Regions from separate parts of the Homo sapiens genome. Here region 1 is linked to region 2. The links are chromatin contacts, found by Hi-C or POLR2A ChIA-PET in ENCODE. All regions are on one chromosome and are shown on one strand. Each heading gives the region's core, a stretch centred on a gene start or an enhancer-like site at or near the end of the contact. The rest is flanking DNA. Distances are from core to core; before and after follow the strand shown.

The links. Hi-C counts contacts between places; a loop is a spot of excess contacts on that map. ChIA-PET counts read pairs that join two places held with the same protein, here RNA polymerase II (POLR2A). Pooled maps may share reads with other maps.
Region 1: a map of PC-9 shows a loop between it and region 2 (7-fold over the local background). The contact joins the promoter of SKOR1-AS1 here to the enhancer-like site in region 2. A Hi-C loop is called at or near these places in 1 of 168 maps with a recorded cell type or tissue (PC-9), 1 of 37 single-sample maps with no recorded cell type and 4 of 50 pooled maps. POLR2A ChIA-PET finds 5 or more read pairs at or near these places in 1 of 52 experiments (Panc1).

The regions. Positions count from the first base shown.
Region 1 is chr15:67,837,556-67,842,896 of GRCh38, forward strand. It overlaps SKOR1-AS1 (SKOR1 antisense RNA 1), which reads right to left and starts at 1,324. Exons shown (of 3, transcript NR_120345.1): 1 at 1,155-1,324. RNU6-1 (RNA, U6 small nuclear 1) reads right to left here and starts at 2,490; the gene lies at 2,384-2,490. RefSeq lists enhancers at 2,428-3,380, 2,836-2,885, 3,381-4,332.
Region 2 is chr15:67,118,180-67,123,249 of GRCh38, forward strand. The region is part of intron 1 of SMAD3 (SMAD family member 3); the gene reads left to right. Among named protein-coding and RNA genes, the nearest start is that of SMAD3-AS1, 26 kb to the right of the region's middle. RefSeq lists enhancers at 1,920-2,777, 2,756-3,195. Within about 2 kb of position 3,037, at least 36 of the 41 ENCODE cell types and tissues checked have a DNase peak (open chromatin) inside an H3K27ac peak, as active enhancers do.

The DNA of each region.
Region 1 (5,341 bases), core at 74-2,573, 720 kb after region 2:
AGCCTTGATCCGTTGCAAACATGTGACTCCTGCCTTGAATTCAGAACACCAACAAAAGCAGAACTGGATCTGCATGCTCTTCCCATGAATTCTAAACAGCCTCATCTCCTCTCTCCATCCTCAGATGCTTGGCTAAGAGCACAAACTCTGGAGCCAGATTTACTGAGGTCTCAATGCTGCCCTGTCATTGATGAGTGACATTGGGCAAGTTGTTGAATCTCTCTGTGCCTTAGCTTCCTCATCTATAACATAGGGAGATTAACAGTACCTACTTCATAGAACTGTTTTCTGTTAATATATGTAAAGCACTGAGAACAGCTCCTGGCATACAAGAAGTGCTATTGTATTGGTGTTTGCAAAGATTACAACTCCCTCTGAATTCACTTTCCTGAGACTCAAGCCAGGAATGCTTTTAGAGTCCCAAAATGTACCCCAGTCCATCACCCTCCTCTCCTCCAGGGGCCCAGAAAGGGGGCCCAGAAAGGAGGACAAACCGGTGCTTTTTCAAGCCTGGACTATTGAGCTTTCTGAAGACACATTCATAAGAATCTACAAGCACAGAGGTTGGAAGGGCATCCTGCAACGCCAATGCATGGACTATTGAGTTTCTGGAGACACATTCATAAGAATCTAGAAGCACAGAGGTTGGAAGGGCATCCTGCAACGCCAATGCATTGACTCTATGTGTCCAAAGAGGCGAAGACTTGCCCAAGTTCCCTCAGCAGGTTAGTGCAGAGGAAAGGAAGTCAGCCAGGTCTCTGGATTTTCTGGGGCTAGGAACTGCCTGTCTTTTTCCTAATTTCTGTTCTAATCTTTTCTTTTCTTTTAAGTAGCGACAGGGCTTCACCTTGTTGGCCAGACTGGTCTCGAACCCCTGACCTCGGTATCCTCCCAGCTCAGCCTCCCAAAGTACTAGGATTACAGGCGTGAGCCACTGCGCCCGACCAGTTTCTTTAGAACAATCTCAACAGTCCTTTTTGGGCCAAGTCCTTCACTCTTGGATTCTATTTTACTCCCCATAACACCCCCTTCCACATACGTAGACTAATAATATTCCAGTCTGATGGGTTGTCTGTGCTGAAAGAGAGGGAGCCACATCGACATTGGTCGTTTTCTTATTTGGCATCCCAAGGGAGACATTTAAAACTACTCACCCAATTGCCCAAGTGGCCTCCAAAGAACCAGATATCTCTAGGGGAAGAACAGAAATCCAGCCAACAAAGATTGTCCTCTAACGCCTTACATCGAAGGCCCAGAGCCAAGGAAGAGGCGGAGATGTCCCGCAGTCCCCTATGCTCGGCTGTTACCTGGAAAGGATCATTTCACTTCCACTGAAGAGAAAAGGAATGAGTCCTGAATGGAATGCTGCCCGGCAGCTCCCAGCGCCCGCTGGTAGAGTACCCGCCGCTGTCCCTGGGTGGCTCCGGGGCTTCGAGCCTAACAGTCCTCCTGCGGCGCGCCTGGAGGCTGGGAGCTGTGCGGCCGCTCCCGGCAGATCGACTGAGGTCCCAGTGGCCGCAGGGCCCACGTGCATGCTGAAGCACTAGCAAAGCAGTTGCACCATTTTTCTGTTGGAAAGATATTTCAGAAAACATTGCCTAAGTCATCGCAGGAAATCTGAACGTGGTTGGACTTTGTTTCCTCTTTGTCTTACCACTCGGGACTGTGTTTTTGTAACTCAATTACCTGAGACCTGGGTCCCGATCTTTTCAGGGTCTGTGCCTCTGTAAGTCTTATCAGGCTTTACCTCTCAGTGATTGGTGTAAAATGATGACAGTAAAACAGTAAAACCCACAGGGTGGGGCTGTCAGGAATTTTTTAAACATTATTTTATTTTTCTGCCCCCTCCCCCTTTTCTTTTTTTCTTTTATTATTTATTTATTTGGTCTGGAATATTTCAATGAAATATTGGTGAAGCCCTTGACATATGGTAGATACTCATTAAGTGGTGGCTTTTTTTTTTTTTTTGATTCAAAGGATTCTGTCACTCTTATTGCAAGTTCCTCATACGTTTATCGTTGCACTAGTTCCTGTTATGTTTCGGAGCTGAAATGGATCAACTTTGGCAAGACGAAATTTCCTTAAGTGTAAGGTACTGCAATACTCAGGATTGTGCAGAGGGAAGCAGAGGCAAGATGGGAAAGATCGCAAACTAGGGCCCGAGGGCCAGAGGCAAAATGCACCGCAGAGATGAATCTGCCTAGGCCCCACCTCCTTCTATTCCGTCTCCTAGGACTACTACATTTTATTTGTGTTAAAAGATATCACCTGTAGATGAAAGGTGTTTTCAGTGGTAAACCGTGCACCGGCGTATAAACGTGGTGTAAAAAAAAAACCAAACAGAAAAACAACCTGATGTAAAAACAGAAAAACAACCTGATGTAAAAATATGGAACGCTTCACGAATTTGCGTGTCATCCTTGCGCAGGGGCCATGCTAATCTTCTCTGTATCGTTCCAATTTTAGTATATGTGCTGCCGAAGCGAGCACGGTGTTTCGTCCTTTCCACAAGATATATAAAGCCAAGAAATCGAAATACTTTCAAGTTACGGTAAGCATATGATAGTCCATTTTAAAACATAATTTTAAAACTGCAAACTACCCAAGAAATTATTACTTTCTACGTCACGTATTTTGTACTAATATCTTTGTGTTTACAGTCAAATTAATTCTAATTATCTCTCTAACAGCCTTGTATCGTATATGCAAATATGAAGGAATCATGGGAAATAGGCCCTCTTCCTGCCCGACCTTGGCGCGCGCTCGGCGCGCGGTCACGCTCCGTCACGTGGTGCGTTTTGCCTGCGCGTCTTTCCACTGGGGCCGGGGCGGCGCGGAGGGTTCAGACGCGGGCTCTTACTCAAACGCTGATCCCCGAAACTACCGAGCAGTGTCTGCGCGACGCGAAAGCATTTTTGGAGCGAGGGGCCATGGTGCCCATGGGATTCCCACGGGTGTTGGACTCGGGACCCCGAAAAGGTTGCGAGTCGCTGGTTGGACCCTTCCCTGCGCGGGGACCCGAGAGACGTGACCCTAGCGAGGCCTGGGGCCACCCACTGTGGGCTGGAAGGGGCCGACAGGGGTTGCGGCGGGGGATCGTGGGGAGGGTTGGCCAGGGCGCGCCTTCAGCTTCCCCTCGGCTTCTCGGAACTAGCTCTCTGCATTCGGAGCCAAGGCGATGAGGGTGTCTGCTTTGGGACGCAAACTTCCAGTAGTGGTGGAAGTCTGGGAAGGGTCACCACCGTTTGAGCCAACATTTAGAAAGAGCCAGGCGCTTAACCTAAATGGTATCATTTCCCCCATTTTGCAGTTTAGCAAACAGGCTCTGGGAGGTTAAACCATCTGCTCCAGTGATCCTGCCACTGGTTAAAGTAGTTGGGATTTGGATGCGAGTCTGGTTTCAAAGACTTTTTTTTTTTTTTTTTTTTTTTTTTTTTACGCAGTGGAGTTTGGAAAAGATTTGAGACCACAAGTGCAGCCTCCGCTTTCCTTGTTAGAGTTACTCCAGAAGCCCTGACCAGCTCAGACTTTCCTTCCTACTTCCATTCCTTCAACAAATATTGAACATCTGTGGTGTCAGCACCCGGGCTTCAGGGATGCGTGAGTGGGCAGGGTTGCTATGGTCATGGAGCTCGGTTCCAGCAGGGGAGCCAGGCAGACATGAAAGAGCCCTCTGGATGCCGAGACGTGTGCTGTGAAAGTGTGGCATAGAAAGTGCCTGGGGGATGATGGCCACTTCAGTGGGGCAAGAGAGAAGGTGACATTGGAGCTGTCATTGATGATAACGGCGGCAGCGCTGAGGGGACGGGGACCGAGATCCAGGCAGAGGACCTTGCAACCACCTGACTCAGTGTCACCCATCTGGGCCAGCCCTTCCCGGGAGACCACTGTGGTGGTAGTTGCTGCTCCCAGCAGTGCTGTGGCTCAGTACTGAGAGAGGGGAGGGACCTGGGGAGCCACTGCCAGGGAGTTCGGGCTTTGGAGGCTTGAGTTCTCCCCACTCGGTACGCCTCTTAAGTGAAATGGAAGTCATTTGACTAGCTTCTCATCTGACCTTACTAAATAAGCAGTAGGCAAACGCAAACCTCAGAATGCTAATATGGCCTTTACTGAGTGAAAAGAGCTAATTTGGACAATGATGTTTACCTCAGATTTACAAAAGAGAATTGCAAATAACCAAAAAGCACATTAACATGGATGGGAGATGATGCTAATCTTCAATTAGCATCCACATTTTTATTCATTTATTTAGAACAGGTAGGGCTGGTGGTTTCATAAATGCCTTATTGTGGAAACTAGCATGAGATACACCTAGTTATTGGTTCAACATTTCTGGCTACATGAGCATGTGTTACTTTGAGCCAGAGGTAGATTTTTTGTTGTTGTTTGTTTTTTTGAGATGGAGTCTCGATCTGTCACCCAGGCTGGAGTGCAGTGGTGCAATCTCAGCTCACTGCAACCTCTGCCTCCTGGGTTCAAGCAATTCTCCTGCCTCAGCCACCATGCCAGGCTAATTTTTGTATTTTCAGTAGAGACGGGGTTTCACCATGTTAGCCAGGCTGGTCTGGAACTCCTGACCTCAGGTGATCCACCCACCTTGGCTTCCCAAAGTGCTGGGATTACAGGCGTGAGCCACCATGTCTGGACTCTTTTTTTTTGAGATGGAGTCTCACTTTGTCACCCAGGCTGGAGTGCGGTGGTGTGATCTTGGCTCACTGCAATCTCTGCTTCCTGGGTTCAAGAGATTCTCCTGCCTCCACCTCCCAAGTAGCTGGGACTACAGGCTCACTATCATGCTGGGCTAATTTTTTTTTTTTTTTTTTTTTTTGAGTCAGAGTCTCGCTCTCTTCAGCAGGCTGGAGTGCAGTGGCATCATCTTGGCTCACTGCAACCCCTCCTCCCAGGTTCAAGCGATTCCCCTGCCTCAGACTCCTGAGTAGCTGGAACTACAGGTGTGTGCCATCACCCCCGGCTAATATCTGTGTTTTCAGTAGAGACAGGGTTTCGCCATGTTGGCTAGGCTGGTCTCAAACTCCTGACCTCAAGTGATCTGCCTGCCTCAGCCTTCCAAAGTGCTGGGATTAAAGGCGTGAGCCACCGCGCCCCGCCAATTTTTTGTCTGTTTTTTCTTGTCGAGCAATTTTGCAGAGGAGAAAGATCTGAGTTCTAGTTCTCATTCCACCTGGAACTGTTTGTGACCTTGGCCTGCTCCCTGTACCTCTCTGTCTCTGGTTCTGTTTTAGCTTCTGCAAAGTGAGGAAACTACCCTAGAGATGATCCTTGACATTTTTCAGCATTGAAATGCTGGCATTCTTGCAGCTGGATAACTGAAGGACGTTTT
Region 2 (5,070 bases), core at 1,787-4,286:
TCACAGCGTCGGGGAAGATAGGCACGGAACAAGTCATCTGGTGTGGTCCCTGCAGTGGGGGAGCCCAGTGAGGGCCTGTCCAGCCCAGCTGAGAGGAGACTGAGAGAAGGCTAGGTGGCATAAGTAAAGATATGGATAGCGCTTTCCTCTTCAGAGTGTTTATTACCAGGGTTAGATAAAGCAGATCTCATGTATTTTCTGCTACTAAGTAGAAGTTCTTGTTTTGTTTGATTTCTGGTGGGCTTTGATATTTTCCAAAAAGATAATAACTCATTGTAGAGTAAGATCAGGACTGGGGCCAGCAGACTTGGGTCCAAAGGTGTGTCATTTTTATACCAGACTAGAATCGGGTGAGGGGAGATGTAAAGAGATCACTATTGTCACGGAAGGCGCTGGAAGGAGCTCTGCTTAGAAAAAATGCCTTTCTCTAGGAGGTTTTCATCCAGCATGGGAACACAAAACACCAGTTTAAAATAGCTAGGTAAGGCTTCACAGTCTCTCAATGTGATGTGGGTGTCCTGAGTCGTGAACATCCCATTGTGCAGGATAAAATGCTGGTTTCTGAGCTGTCTTTCAAGACACAACCCAAATGCTGTCTTTGCCATGGTGCCTTCCTTGGGAACCCAAGCCAGGTGAGGTCTGCCTTTTCTCTGATGTTGCCTAACTTTTCCTCTTTGTGTCCCTTGAGCTCAGGGACATGCATCCCCTGTTGTACCTAGCACAGAATCATGCACAAGCAGGTGCTTGTTAACTGTTGGTGTGTACCAACAAACATTTACGGAGCACCTATTAGCAGGAGCACAGGCCAAGGAGCTGGATAGATGAGCGTGGAGTTTGGGGGAGAGGTCTGAGCTGAGATATACATTTGTGAGTCATCATTGTATGGATGAGGCCGGGCTGGGGAGGATATGAGCGTAGAATGAGAAGGTCCAGACCTGCACCTGAAGAACAGCCCCATTTAGGGAATGCAGGGAGAGACAGAGGAAAAGCAAGATGGTGCACAGTGACATTGAAGGTGAGTGACGAGACCCTGCAGCAAGAGGAAAGGAGCAGCAGTGCTAGATGTTGCAGAGAACCCAGAATGGTAAGGCCTGAAAACCATGTGTTTTAGATTCTGTAACCTGGAGGCCACTAGGTGACCTTAGCAAGGGCAGTCATGATGGAGTGTTGGGGCTGAAGCCCATTGCAGGGAGGCCCATAGTCAATGGGAGGTGGGCAGTAGACACAGAGAGCTGGGTTATTCTTGCCACACAGCTGTGCTGGGGCCATGGCGGGGGTGGGGGTGCCACAGAGTGGGAGCCAGAGAGGGACCTGGGTAAGGGCTGACCGTGGGTGGGGAGCGCATGGAGTGCTTTCAGAGGCCAAGTGAGTGGAACTGTCTATGAAGCAGATGGATGGAACCCTGGCTGAATTATCTCAGACTTGCCAAAGACATTCATAAAATTCAGACCCGCACACACTCGGGAATGGGAAAAATGAATTATTTTGTAAGAAGCTTATAGTCCAAAGGTAGAATTGCCCAAGAGAGCTTCTGAAAGGAAAAAGTCATAGCAAGTTGATATTTTTAAAGTGAAATAACATAGGTTGGATTTTTCTAGTAACTTCAAGGGGTAAAGACTTTGAATTTTTTTTTTGGAGACAGAGTCTCGCTTTGTCACCCAAGCTGGAGTGCAGTGGTGCGATCACAGCTCACTGCAGCCTTGACCTCCCAGGCTCAAGCAATCCTCCTGCCTCAGCCCCTCAGGTAGCTGGGATTATAGGCACACGCTACCACGCCTGGCTATTTTTTGTATATTTTGTGGAGGTGGGGTTTCACCGTGTTGCCCAGGCTGGTCTCAAACTCCTGAGCTCAAGCGATCTGCCCACCTTGGCCTCCCAAAGTGCTGGGATTAAAGGCGTGAGCCACTGTCCCTGGCCAAGACTCTGGGTTTAGTAAGCCTCTTGCAACTCACTAGGAGTGGATTTCTAGGACCTCCCCACTTTCTTGCTTGTTGTTTCTTTTGCTAGCCGTAAGTCCCTGGAGTACACTGGGTACTTTATGGGAAAAAGAGGAACAGTGTGGGACAGACTTTGCCCTGGGCTGCTTAACGTGATGTGGGGAACAGAGGTGATAAGAGCCTGTGGCAGCTCAGGCAGCCCTGCCATGACCTGGAGTTGGGGAGGGGTATCAAGGATAACAAGTCTTATACACATGCCATGCTGTTTCTTTGGATCAATAGATGGATAATTTTTAAAACCCCCTGTATGTATCAAACTCACTTTGGAGATGTAAGGCATGGCCTCTGTCCTGGTGACAGTATCTGAGTGGGAGGCCTGGTAAAATGTCTGTGTTTAGGATGATGAACGCCATAATCTAAGACTGCTAAGTGCTGTGGGGTGGTCTAGAAGGGCAGATGGGCTAGCTGCGAGGAGGGCAGAGGCACTGTGCAATGGTGTTGCCTGGGAACACTCCGTGGAGAGTGTGGGAATCTCACCCTGGCCCTACCAGGTAAGAAATTGGGCCTGGGAAATTGGGAAGGGAATTTTTCAAGCTTCATGGCTGCTCCAGGACTTGAACTAAGACTTTCCTTTAGAGCAAGCTTGTCCACCCTCTGGCCCGTGGGCCGCATGTAGCCCAGGAGAGCTTTGAATGCAGCCCAACACAAATTCATAAACTTTCTGAAAACATTGTAAGATTTTTTTTTTGCGATTATTTTTTAGCTCATCAGCTATCGTTAGTTAGCGTATTTTATGTGTGGCCCAAGATGACGACTCTTCCATCGTGGCCCAGGGAAGCCAAAACACCGGACACCCCTGCTTAGAGAAAGTGCGTTTTCTGTTATAAAAGGACCTTGAATCCCCATCTCATATGTTGGGACTTTGTCTTGCATGTTTTCAGGCAGGGCATGATTGTATCTGTAACATAATAATATGTAAGAATGTGTACTTCTTAGCCTTTGCAGAGAGGCGGGAGGCCTGTTTCCTGCAGCCCCCGCCCTGTCCTGGCTGAGGGGTGGGAGGCAGCTTGCTGGCCAGCCCCGCTGAGTCACCCTCCGGCGTGGAGCCCAGTGGGGATTTCCACGCGGCCCCAGTGTTCTCTTCTCCTCGTTTCCTGTTGGGCTGTGACGCAGGCTGGCTGCCAGCGGGTGCCGGTGGGCACTCCTGACACAGGCCACTGCCAGCCGGCCTTGTGGGTCCTGAGGGCATCGTGGGTGGCTCTCCCCCCACGAGTGACTGTGCCTGGCAGGGTGTGCCCCACATGTCAGTTGCACTCCGTTCTGGGTGGGCAGCTCCCAGAGGCCCCGGGGAGGGCTGCAGATGGGCGGGGGGTGGCTGCCTGGGAGGACGGGAGGTTTTGTTGAAGAGAGAGCTTGCTCTTGGGGCAGTTTGTACTGGGCGTTTAGGGTTATAAAAACCTAGATTTGCTGAAAACGGCTCTCTTTTATCTTCTGACAAGAACATTTGTGAAGAAAACAAAACAGACCTTCAGCCATTTAGTCTATACACCGAGAGAATGGTTTCTACAGTATGCCTGATTTCTCTGGGTCTTTCTAACACATCCATGTATGTGCTTGTCAGCTTCTAGTGCCTCCATTTCTTGATATGAGGAAATTTTGCTTAAAAAAAAATCTCTACTGATAGGACCTCTGCATATTCATGCATGTTTTTCCTCCAGAACTTTGTGTCCCACCACTGTGCTAGGCAGTTTACAAATGCCATCTGATTTCATTCCTGCCACTACAGTCTAAGGCTATATTGTCCGATACCTATCCACCACCCTCATGTGGCTATTTAAATGTTGGGTCATTAAAATTAAATACAATTACAAATGCTGTCCCTCAGTCACACCAGCCGCATTTCAAGTGCACGGGTAGGCTAGTGGCCATCAGATCAGCTCATATAGAGCAGCACGTTTTCATCACCACCAAAAATTCTATTGGGTAGCACTGGTCTAAGGTCCGGACATATGTCCCCATTTTGTAGATGAGGAAGCTGAGTCCTACAGAGGTTAAGTTGACCACTTAGAAGAATGAACAGATGAAACCTTTTCATTTTACACATGAGGAAACTGAAGGTTATACTCCCCTTTCCTTCTTAGAAAAGAGAAATTGATCTGTAGGCTTCAGGGACTCTTCAGTTAGCCTGGGGGTACTGTGCGGGTCAGCTCTTTTGCTGTTCCCCCCAGACCCTGTCAGCTGTGGGTGGTGGCTGGTTTCTCTTGGTTTCCTCACCAGAGTTTGGGAATGAGCAAGTCAGGACTGCTTTCCGTACGGTAATCCTTTGGCCCATTTCCTATCGGGGGATTTATGGAGCTGGTGATCTCTTGGGTTTTTTGGCCATTTGTTAGAGCCAAAAGAGGTCACAGGAAATGATATACTAGTTTCATTGCCCAAAATACTGAGGTCCAGAGAGGTGAGGGGATGCTGAGGGTCTTGCATCTAGCTAAGAGCTGAGCTGGCTCTTAAACTTGTTTTCAAGCCAGGACTTACCTGACTTTCTTAGGAAAGTAATCACTCCATAGACAAGGATAGGTTTTTTTCACAGAGCAATGATGTTCCCTGTGGTCCCTATGTAGGGTGGTAAGGAATAGGGCTTTGGGATCCTACAGACCAGGGTTCAAATCCTGGCCCCACCACTTGTAAGTTATGGGACTTCAGACAAGGACTTAAACATTCTAAGTCCTCAGTTTCTTCATCTGTAAAACAGGGATAAAATATCTCAGTGAATTTGTTTTAAATACTTGCGTCCGGGCATGGTGGCTCATGCCTGTAATCCCAGTACTTTGGGAGGCTGAGGTGGGAGGATCGCTTGAGGCCAGAAGTTTGAGACCAGACTGGCCAGCATAACAAGAACATAACAAGATCTCATCTCTACAAAAAATTAAAAATATTAGCTGGGCATGGTGGTGTGAGCCTGTGGTCTCAGCTACTCGGGAGGCTGCAGTGTAAGGTTGCTTGAGCCAGGAGTTAAAGTCTGCAGTGAACTCGCCACTGTACTCTAGCCTGGGCAACAGAGTGAGACCCTGTCTCAAAAAAAAAAAAAAAAAAAAAAATCAGCCAGGCGCAGTGGCTCACACCTGTAATCCCAGCA